2 separate regions of the Homo sapiens genome follow, and region 2 is linked to region 1. The links are chromatin loops, found by intact Hi-C in ENCODE. Cell type or tissue: PC-3. All regions are shown on one strand. Each heading gives the region's core, and the rest is flanking DNA. Links, peaks and the distances in the headings are about the cores only.

The links. Hi-C counts contacts between places; a loop is a spot of excess contacts. Peaks named below come from ENCODE experiments on the same cell type or tissue, not always from the same donor. Only the 100,000 strongest peaks of a DNase experiment are listed, where the experiment ranks them.
Region 2: a loop joins it to region 1, with 8 times the contacts of the local background. A loop is called at or near these places in 1 of 110 quality-filtered maps.

What each region holds. Positions count from the first base shown.
Region 1 is chr18:41,393,259-41,399,237 of GRCh38, reverse strand. No RefSeq gene overlaps it. Among named protein-coding and RNA genes, the nearest start is that of KC6, 120 kb to the left of the region's middle. In PC-3, for the core only: a CTCF peak has its summit at 3,314; a DNase peak (open chromatin) is centred at 3,307; H3K27ac peaks cover 1,567 bases.
Region 2 is chr18:41,501,423-41,507,401 of GRCh38, reverse strand. All of the region lies in intron 2 of KC6 (keratoconus gene 6), which reads left to right. LOC105372083 (a long non-coding RNA gene) reads right to left here and starts at 3,268. Exons shown (of 2, transcript XR_001753428.2): 1 at 3,195-3,268; 2 at 1-835. In PC-3, for the core only: no CTCF peak of the experiment used is centred there; a DNase peak (open chromatin) is centred at 5,361; H3K4me3 peaks cover 273 bases; H3K27ac peaks cover 3,284 bases.

The DNA.
Region 1 (5,979 bases), core at 688-5,687:
CCTGTGAAAATCTAATGCTGTGGCTTATCTGACAGGAGGCAGAGCTTAGGTGGAACTTCTTGCTTGCCTGCTGCTACCTACTGCTGTGCAGCCCGGTTCCTAATAGGCCACTGACCAGTACTGGTCCATGGCCCAGGATCGGGGACCCCTGCTTTAAAGGCTTAAAGTTTGAATAGAGTCTAGAGTAGACTTTACTCTAAAATTGTATAATCTTTGCTCCCAAGGTTGCTCCTTCTGAAGTCACTACTCAATACTTCAGCTATTCAGTAATTTCTTTCCACTGTTGCTATCACACCTCAGAATCTCCTGGTCCTGTGTGATACCCAGAAATTGCTTGGGTCACAGCTTCCCTATAGTTATTCTTCCCATGGCATTTGTTTTAGTCCAGTTTTGTAGAGCCTCACCCTGCACATGCTCTGACTACCATTTGTTTAAAGTTTCACAGGGACCCTATGCAGGTTTCTGGTGCTTCTTTGTTACCGGTACTATGCCCTGTAAATTAGTCACCATATAGTACCAAATTCTGATTTTTGTGCTTTACTTTGCAAGATCATCATGCTCTGCTTGAATTTTTCCCCATGCTGGGTCTGGAAAATGTGTCTAGACAGAAATATTGGACAATTATGGAGCTCTCTTCCTTTCTTCTCTTGGGTGTGTGGTCATGTACTTCCCTTTGTCCTGTATCTGAAAACTGTATATTGCATATGTTTTGTCCAATTTTATCCTTAGGAAGGCAAATCTTGTACCAGTTACTCCATTACGGTTATAAGCAAAGTCTCCATTGGATTTTACAAGATGTCATGTCAAAGTAGCAATGTGCTCCAGGGCTAGCGAATGGCAGATAGACTTACCATCCACAAATAACCTGGTGGGCATTACAATGAACTTATAACAGGTAGTTTAAAAGAAAATATGGTATCTGGGTAAATTATCACATAAGAAATTTGTATTATTATTATACTGTTTTTCATTTTTGGTTCTACCATGGAAAAGCAATATGAGAGTCCAAAATATAGCAAAACTCATGTGTGCTTTTCAGATGGCTGTTCTCTCTAAAATGTGAAAGGTAGCTAGGTCCAGGTATATGTTGCTATACAACATTTAAGATCACAATGATTTTATCATCTCATATCTGTCTAATAGTTATTTCCATAAAGATGCCAGAAGTAGTCCTGACCCAGGAATCCTTTAGAGAAATGAGGTTTGAACCCTCTTGTTTGGGGAATATTTATTTCTTCCAGAGAAAAGTAACAGTCTGATGTTCATTTGTTTAATTCAGCATACTGCATTCCAGGTTTTATACCTTGGAAATGCTCCTTTCTCACTGCTATTTCTCTACATGTACAAAAAATTAAGTAGTGTTATTCCTAATGACATTTTCTTGCAAATTGGCTTTTATGGCAAAACAATTATTTCCCAAAACAGAACCACTATATTTACACCTTCAGATTCTACATATAATGCAGATTTTCTCAGTATCATGAGTTTCAAGAGAAATAGAGTGAAGAATGCAGAATTTTGGTGCCAAATAGATCTGGATTCTAATCTTGACATGCCAATTACAAGTTACGCCACTTGAGGCAATTTCCTTTACCTGTCTCAGACTTAATATCTACATCTGGAAAATTGGAGTAATGAGAATACATATCATATAGCATCATTTTAACAAATAAATGAAGTCATATATGTAGCAAAGTGCCAGACACTTGCTTAATACTAGTGTTTACTATAGTTTAATATATTAATATGAAAACATAAAATTCCATAACAAATGGTTAAATTGAGAAATTATATACAGTCACACATTGCTTAATGATGGGGATATGTTCTGAGAAATGCATTGCTATGCAGTTTTGTCCTGTGAATATCATAGAGTGTCCTTACACAAACCTACATGGTATAGCCCACTACACCCTTAGGCTATATGGTATATTCTGTTGCCTCAGGCTACGAACCTGTACAACATGTTACTGTACTGAATATTGTAGCCAATTGTGACACAAAGGTAAGCCTTCATGTATTAAACATAGAAAAGGTACTGTACAAATGTAACATCAAAGATTAAAAGGTGATACACCTGAGAAAGGTACTTACTATGAATGGAGCTTGCAGGACTGAAAGTTGGTCTGGGTGAGTCATCGAGTGAATGTTGAGTGAATGTGAAGGTCTAGGACATTACTGTACACATTTATACTACTGGTAGTACAGTAGGTTTGTTTACCTCAGCATTACCATAAACACATGAGTAATATATTGTACTACAAGACTATGAGAGTTATGATGTCACTAGGCAAAAAGAATTTTTCAGCTCCATTATGGTCTTATGAGATCACCAATGTAAATACTGTTTGCCATTGACCAAAATGGCATTATGCGTATGCGACTGTATATATATATGTGTGTGTATATATATACACACACACATACACACACATATATATACATGCACAGATATATTCAAGAGCCAAGCAGCGTCTTAAGCAATACCAAGTGTGATGGTGAATTTTATGTGTAAACTTGACCATGGGGTGCCCAGACATTTGGTCAAGCATTGTATCTGTGAGGTCTGGTTGTATCTGTGAGGTTGTTTCTGGATGAGATTACTTGAATCAGTAGACCGAGGAAAGAAGATTGTCCTCCCTAATGTGGGTGATCTTCATCTAATAGTTGAAGGTCTGGTGAAATAAAAAGGCTAAGAGGGAACTCCTCTTGCCCAACTAAGCTGTGACGTCATTCTTATCCTGACTTTGAACTCAAAACGAGAAATCAGCTCTTTTTAGGTTTCAAGCCAGCTTTCAGAGTAGAACTTGTATCACTGGCCCTCCTGGTTCTCAGGCCTTTGGACTGGAAGTTTACACTAGAACTACATCATCTGCTTTCCTGGGTCTCCTGCTTACTAACTGCAGATCATGGGACTTATCAGCTTATCAGCTTCCATTATCATGTAAGCCAACTGCTTACAGTAAATGTGTGTGAGTGTGTGTGTGTGTGTATGCACACACAATTGGTTCGTGTCTCTGGAGAACCCTGATTAATACACCAAGTCTCTATAACTTTGGACTCTCACAAGTTACAACATAAGAAAAATTCTGCATTTCCAGGTATCAAAGACCCACAGTCTCGAGGCCTACATCCTGATGTTTGCTTAAATTCTTATCTTACCTGCTGTTACTCTGAAACTAAAAAGGATAATGACATATTTATTTACATGTGCTGAACAGTCATGAAGTAAGTAGCCTAGAGGGGGGGAAATAAAACTGCACCAAGAAACAATTGTTTTTCTATTCCAGAGGCCCACAAGATGAATTTATAATGTGAACAGTAGGGGGCCAGCCCATCTCTGACTTAAAATGTGTTTGCCTTGGGTATTACTCAGCCTTTTATGATACTAAATTGTCTTAGTCACCTTTAAATATAAAGCAGAGAACATTATAAAGGCATTAAGGTGAAGTCCAGGTACAATTATTCCTCAGACACATTTAGACTGCCCCATCAACAGGCGGTTAGCACTTGCTACAGTGGCACAAGTTACCAGAGAAACTACAGGGCAGAAGCGGATGCTAAAAAACAGGACATGAAGCCAAACACGAAATGCCACAATAACAAATAACCTTTCTTTAAAAATTTTTTTGAGATATACCCTGCTGATGAAGAAAAAGATAAATCTCTGTTGTCTGATTAAGTTTCTCGTATCAACTAATGGCCCAGGTTCTGCATCTGAGCCCTGCACCTGAAAAGTAGGCACGCTCTGCCCCAACAAAGCATCCATGTTTAGAGTTTAGCTCATGGATTCCCTCCTTGTTTAAAAGCAAAAAAGTAAGCATTCAGTTCCATCTATTTACAAAGCATTGTTTAAAGAATTTTAAGGATGTAAATGTGATCAAGATATAATTCAGTCTCTCCAAGCAGCTTAAAATTCACTGAAACATTTTAACCAGCATTTGTTGATCATCATCATGTGCCAGGCTTTGTTCTAGGTAAAGGGGCTGCATAGATATATATGACACATTATCTGTTCTGGATAAATGCTTGCACTCTAAGGGAGAGACACACGAGATAAATGAGTTTTATAAAATAGAAGTACATACAAGAAGTGAAAAATGGAGAGTGGGTAATTCAGTCTGGAGGGAGAGATAGATTTGTTTAGAAATTAAAAAAATTAAGATGAGAGAGTGGGAAGATGTGCTTCATGGATCCATCACCTTTCTATAATTCATGTTTTTGTTTTAAATCGTATACAGTGTGCAATTAAAGAGTCATGTTGCTTACATCCAATCCCAGCAAGTGGAAACTGGAAATCCTCTGCCGCTTGACATGCCTCTTCTAGTTTCAGACCTAAAAAACCTTTTCCTCTAAGCTTCTTCAGGATGCACGGCCTTTTACATACAATTTACCTCTAAAAACCACTGATCCTTCGTAGGTGCTTAGTGCTCAGACTAAGCGTTTCTGGAGTCCATTGTGATCATGTGTGGGATCAGTAGGAACATCAGGGCCCTGGTGATACAGAACACTAGTTGTCACTGCCTGGCTTTATTTAAAGGAAATGAGGTAGGCTTCCTCTGTAGAGCTCTGAAAAGGTTGACTATATAGAGGTCTTGTATATTTTTACTTGATCAAGTATTTCTCACATTTTTTGTTATCAGAGTACCATTCCAATCTCTTAACTTGCAGTTGTGTGGAAAACTGTTTTGTAACAAAAGATCTTCATTGGGGGATTGAGCAGCATTTAATAAAGTCTATGTTTGTATTTTGCCTTAAAAAAAAAAAGAAATAATTTACTTTTCAGTAGCTAAGGAAAGAACATTTCCTTAGAGTATGAAAGGAGGCATGGAATACCTCTAAATAGAGAATATATAAAATGACGATTTTTGAGTACCCATTATTCTTTGGCCAAATTCACAAATAATAAAATGTGGATATGTGTAGTAGGGAGAGATAGGTGTATATTAAATATGTTCCTGGCCTCAAGTGATTGTTAGGAATTACAAGAGTTCTCAGAGCTTAGTTTGCTCCCAAAAAAATAGGATATATAAAAAAATTATGCACCAAAATTAGTGGACTTCTTTTTCAGGTTTCACTTTATGTAAGATTTATAGATAATTTAAATATAAAAAAACATGTAAACATAGCTGGGAGGTATAAGACAAGTGGTGATATGAAGATTCTACTTACCCCTGGGATAAAAACTGGCTAAATATTAAAGATTTAAAAGTAAAAGTGCCCAATTTTCTGCATCAGGCTCATTTAATTATTGGTTCCTCAAACTATCCAGAAAGATATCATTTAGAAGTATATAACTCCTTATTTGGGTGCACAAATGGGACATTCATTTTACCGTCAACTCAACCAATCAATATATATATTTTAAATTCAATGCTTCATATATACAAAGCACTATCCTAATTGTCATAAGGACACTAAAATAGGCATAAACTTTGCCCCCCAAAAAAACTTGTCACCGGCCGGGCGCGGTGGCTCACGCCTGTAATCCTAGCACTTTGGGAGGCCGAAGCGGGTGGATCACGAGGTCAGGAGATCGAGACCATCCTGGCTAACACAGTGAAATCCCGTCTCTACTAAAAATACAAAAAAAATTAGCTGGGCGTGGTGGCGGCGCCTGTAGTCCCAGCTACTCCGGAGGCTGAGGCAGGAGAATGGCGTGAACCCGGGAGGTGGAGCTTGCAGTGAGCCGAGATCGCGCGACTGCACTCACTGCAGTGAGCCCAGCCTGGGCGTCCAGCCTGGGCGACAGAGCGAGACTCCGTCTCAAAAAAAACCCAAAAAGACAAAAAAACTTGTCACCCAGCTAAAGAGTTAAAGAAAATCAGATATGTCTCTACATAAACACACAGATATATACACATACATATATACATACTTTTACCTTGAAACTAAAATGAATACACACAACACACACACACACATATATATATATATATATATATATATATATATATATATATATATATGCGTACAACA
Region 2 (5,979 bases), core at 574-5,573, 110 kb before region 1:
TGTAGATTTTATCATCTAAATGTTCTTTATTGCAATTTCTCAAATCTTCCATTGTGGCATAATATATAATAAGTAAACAAATGGATGTGGCTGTATTCTAATAAAACCTTATTCACTAAAATGGGAGGATTTTAGCCTACAGCCTATAGTTGGCTGACCCATGGAATAAAGATATTTTCAAGTAAGCAAAATCACAGGAAAAAAAATGTTGCTTTTTTTGTATCTTTTTCTGAAAAGTTATTGCATAAATATACCCATGAAAATTAGGGTTGACACCAAGTTTTTAAAAATAACAGGAAATAGAGGATTCCATACAGGAGAAAAACCAACAGAACTCCCAGGCTGATGGTGAAGGAGAATATCAGGATGATAACATTGCCACTGGCCTAGAGAACAACCAGTTTAGACTAGAGCAGGAAGATGGAAAGCCCTAGGAGAATTATACATAAATAAGAAAAGAAACTTGTAGAATACCCAATGTGTTTAAACATAGTAAGACAAGATTTCAGTTTCTGTTGGAGAGTTCAGCATAAATTAATAACAGGTGTATAGGACATTAAGCAACTGAAAATAATCAGATAAGTATTAACTCCTGGATAAACATAAAGTTCTACAAGAAAGAATATCTAATCATACACAAAATGGGTTCCACTGTAAGTAATATTTATCCAATAATAATATACAAACACTGACTATTGATTTAACCAAAGTTATGATAGCCTGTTGAGAGGATGAGAAAAGTAGAAATATGTGTGTTTCTGTGCATGTGGGGAAATGACAAAGAGAGCGAGAGTCTCATCTTCCGCAGCAGGAACTAAACAGATAACAATAAAACCTGAAAAAAATAGAATAAACACGTTATTTAGGCATAGGGAGGGAAGAATATTCAGAAAAAAATGTAACATTGGAAAATAAAGATAATTACTTCTGGAAATGAGAATTTAGAGTGCAAATGGATAAGGCTAAACACTGTTATTTTCTTCACAATTTTTGAGAAACCTTGCTTATTAAACTTTGTACGTATATACTCTGATTATTAAACTTTGTACATATATGTTTTATACAAATAAAAATTAAATCAAAATAAGAACTTGCTAAACTTTCATGAAAGAAGAGAACACAGAGCTCTAAATGGATAATTGTCTTTATGAGAGTAAATATTTAACGTGGAAATTGTTATTCTTGTACCCAATAAAAATAAGAAAAACCATAATGTTGATGATAATGACTAACATGTTTGAACATATATTACGTTTCAGAGTGGTGCTAAGCACTTTACTTAAATTATCTTAATTCAGCTACCCTAGTATTATTTTCTATTTTGTTTTGTTAAGTAAACCAAGACTTAGAGATGATAAATAAGTCTTCAGGACCTATAGCCAGAAATAACAGGGGAGGGTTGAAGCGAAGTCCCTCTGATCCATAATTTGAGGCCTCTCTGATCCCATAGTGAGCACCTCAATCTGTGAGCTAATAGTCTTTTTTAGAATTATTCAACTTCAATTATTGATCAAAATTGCATCAGTTGCTTAAAACCAGTTTCTTCATCCATTCCCTACAGTAATAATATTTTAAAATATTCCAAGAACTTGACAATATTTCTTTTTCTCATCTCTGTTCTAATTTGTACCACTTTATTGCAATTTTTCCCTTGAGTTTGGATTGAAATTCTTGATTTTGTTCGGAGTTTTCGGAAAGTACATTAGAAGGAAATGCAAACTAAACATCCAAGCAAAGGCTTGCATTTTCCTTTTTCATGTTAGGAAAAGTATGAAGACATAGGACAGCAAACGGGGAAGTGTCTATTGAGGTCGGAATGTGGAGAAGGAGATGAACTGGAGAAGAGGGAAACCAACACAAAGAAAGACACAGAGAAGGCAGAGGGAGACAAAAATAGCAGGCACAGAGACAAACGAAAAAAAGGCAGATAGAGATAGGGTTGCCAACACGAAGAGAGTAAGGGGGCCAAGAGGTTGCAGCAATTCATACATTTTAGGTATTTTGGCTGAAAACAGCTCTAAGTCTATGGACTATTGTGTTATCAGTGTTACTATATTCTGAAACAATGAAAATAATACCATATGTTTTTCTCCCCTGATTTGGAGTTTATTATACAACTTTGTCTTTGCAAAGTGGTGAAACCAGGACTACATTATATACTCTGACTGCACGTCTTAAAATGTTCTGCAAAGCAAATATAGGATTACCTTCCATTGTGTCATTTGAATATTATAACATTCTCATGAATAAGATAAATTGGGAATGACAGAAGAATTTACTAAAATCTTTGCATAGCCAGTTAACCAGGCAAAGATCTGTCACTTGTCAAATTTTATAGATTTATTCATTTTTCCCCCATATCCCTCCTCCTACCCAAGATCTAAATTGTAAAGATTCATCTGGCACTAGAACCTTCAATGACAGGAGCCACAAGCTTCTATCCTTTTATTAAAAAATCTTGGTGTTATATTTTTAACTGAATTTCATATACTAGGAATGGGACAGTCAGACCCTTTTATTGCTTTACTGATCTCTTGCATTATATTCTCTCTCCAAAAAGACTCCTGTGGCCTAAACTCCTCTTCTTTCAACTCTTTAGATACAGCATCAGAGACAACACAGGATGTCTGATTTTATATAAAAGATATTAAATGGGTACAAAAAGATTGCAAGGTTATAAATCAATCTAGACTTTAGGATATATTGGCTATGGGTATATTACCAAGGTTTCATGTAATCAGCATGTGGATGGAATCGTGAAACTTTTAGCCCATTGAGGATTCAAATAATATGTTATTGTTACTACTGAGATTTTATGAGATCACAAAATAATTTTATAGAAATACTAGCTGCAGGCTACATAAATATGCTGTGTGTCATCATCCACATTCACATAGTCTGTCCAAGTATCCTGTTTTGTTTCCGTAAACCCACTTTAATCACACGACTCTCTTACTAAAATTTTCCTTGAATTCCCTTTGTTTATCAAAAAAAGTAAAACTCCCAGGCTTCTGTCCTCTGACCTACCTATTCCCACTTTATTCTTCTCTTCCTTAACTTTCTACTCCAAGGAGACTTTATTACTACTCAATTTCCAAACTGAAAAATTTAAAACAGTATCCAAAACAATCACTAACAAACAATAGAAACAAAGCCCCTTTATGCTCTTACACTTACACATGTGTTCATCTTACCATGTCTTTTCACCAGTCCCCACACACTCTCCAGAGCTTGGACCTGAATTTCACCTGGGCCATGAGTCATCTCTCTGTAGGATGGATATAAAAGAGTTTCATGAGCGATAAGGAAACCTGGACAATTTTCCACGTAATCAAACAGCCCATGTTTGGATTCTGACACAGTTTGGATATTTTGGCCCTTCCAAATCTCATGTTGAAATGTGATCCCCAGTGTTGGAGGTAGAGCCTACTGGGAGTGTTTGGGTTATGGGGATGGATCTCTCATGAATGGATTGATGCCCTCCCCATGGTAATGAGTTACCATAAAATCTGGTTGTTAAAAAGAGCGTGGCACCCCTTCCCTCTCTCTCTCTTGTTTCCTCTGGCCATGTGACACTCCTGGCTCTCCCTCTACCTTTTGTTATGATTGTAAACTTTCTAAGGCCCAACCAGAAGCAGATGCTGGTGTCATGCTTCTTGTGCAGTCTGCAAAACTTTAGGCCACATACAGCTCTTTTCTTTATAAATTACCCAGACTCAGGTATTTCTTTATAACAATGCAAAATGGACTAACAGATTCTGAAAGAGTGAGATAGATTATTGAGAATATTTGTTGTCGGGAAACTTGGGCACCTAACCTTCTTGACATAAGAAACTCTCCCACATCACACTGATCACAATCCATGCTAAGATTTCTTTATTTAGGGTTTCTCATCTTAACAGTGTCAACAAATTTCAGAAGGCATCTTCAATTAGAAATAAAACTTGAGAAAGCATACACACACCTCCTGGGTCCCTCCTGGGACAACCTCCTGGGTCACTTAACAGATCCATTTGTTTAATATTAGTCATATTTATCAGCTTCTGACAACTCTGTGAGGGCAATATTTGTTAAGATTTCTTTGTTAGATTTTTAATGGGCTTAATCTCCCAACAGTATTTAAACAACTAGAGGGACCAGGCTATGTTGATCACATGGCATTTTGAAGCCTCTGTTTTCACTCCAGGTACATTTTAGTTTGGCTTAAAAGCAAATATTAAACCCTAGGGAGGCAGTTTGAGATAGAAAGTGGCCTAGGATTGGGATAAACAATGATCACTTTCAGGGATGGTATGAGGTTCAAGAATAGTATGAGGGATGGTGACAGGGATTAGGAACAGGTGTGATTTAAACATGAGGCAAGGGTCATAAGTACATGTCACACACAAGGTTAATTAGGTAATTACACATATTTTACTTTTATTATTTGACTATTTTAAATGAAATACAAAAAAAATTATATCAATAACAATGTCTAGCTTTGGAACATGTCCCAGCTTCTTTAACTCCCCTTGAAAATAACTACTTCTAATAACCTGTATTACATGCGTATTAACTGGCTGACTGAAAGACCGTAGAGAAGAACCAATTCTTCTGTCATATACATAGCTAAGGATTCATTGCTTTGAATTACCTTTGTATTCTGGTTGAATGGTGTAATTGCTCAGCTATAGTTAATGCATCGCAGCATCATTCATACACTATTCTCAAACTACTCTGAGGCCAGGTGCAAAGGTAACAGTAACTGTGAAAATAATTAAGGAAACCCTAATGGAATAATCTTCCTAGGCCATTAAGACATCTGAAAATGGGGCAACCATATGATGTACATAATGAGAACATTGTGCCTCTCCATTGACATGCAGGTTGGTAGGTGCAGGCCTGGCTTTCTCCACGTCTCTTAGCTCATTGTTTCATTTGTTTCTGAGCATTTATTTGTGGATCTGTTCCAATCTTTATCCCCTCCTTAAGAAATCCAAGTAAAAATTGTCTTGCATGGCTTGATTTCATTTGGTGTCAGTGGGATCTAGGGTCTGGGAACTATTTTCAGGAAATCTAAAATTTCTCAGATTGTAGCTTCTGTTGCTTTGTAGAAACTGAATTAAAGATCAGTTGGGATTCAGCATGTAGGAGGTTCTTAGCGGAATTTCAAGATCATTTGCTTTACTAGTTACTGGTATGTTTTTGACCCCTTTGTGTGAATTGAAAAATATGGCTTCTCCCTGTGGGTACATGGCTGGTAGAGTGGTAAATGCTTTCTTGAGAATAAAAAGGCGCTATGTCTTTCTGATAGTTACTCACGTACACCAGGTGCACAGCTTGGTGACTCACCACTCACTGTTCTGGCTTTACTCTGGTGTGGCACACAACCTGCACAATCATATATGGCACCCCTGTTTGGTTAGTACAAAGTTATAGTCATTAGTCACAGAATCTTGGTAATTTATTACCGTATACAATGTATGTAACTTGATTTATACAAACACTAATATATTGTTTAGTCACATAAATATGTGTTCATTTTGGTAAGGCATGCCCCCAAGCTTCTAGAAATACTTGTAACAGAGTTATAATTATTAGCTCCAGCAGGGGGGTTGTAATGCCATGGAAAAGGCAGCCATCAGTGGTTCTTTGGGGAAATACCAGAATCAACCTAAAGAGAAGCAAACAAATATGAAATTTACTTTTAAAAAAGTGGATTTATGGTGATAGTCTAATGGGAATAGAAATTGAAGACATAGTTTTAAACATGTCTGCCTACTATCCTCTAGCAAACAGTTTGCTTAATCTAGTATGCTTGATCATATAAGCCAACTGATGGTTTCTTCATGTTCTGTCAACCACTTACCATTAACCACTGAGTTCTGAAGTCACTTATGAGTGACTGCTTAGTGTTGAGCAATAAAGGGTATTCAAACAAAGTAGAAAATAGGTCTTTTTCCTTGAAGTATTTGTATCTGATTGAACACAAGATAACAC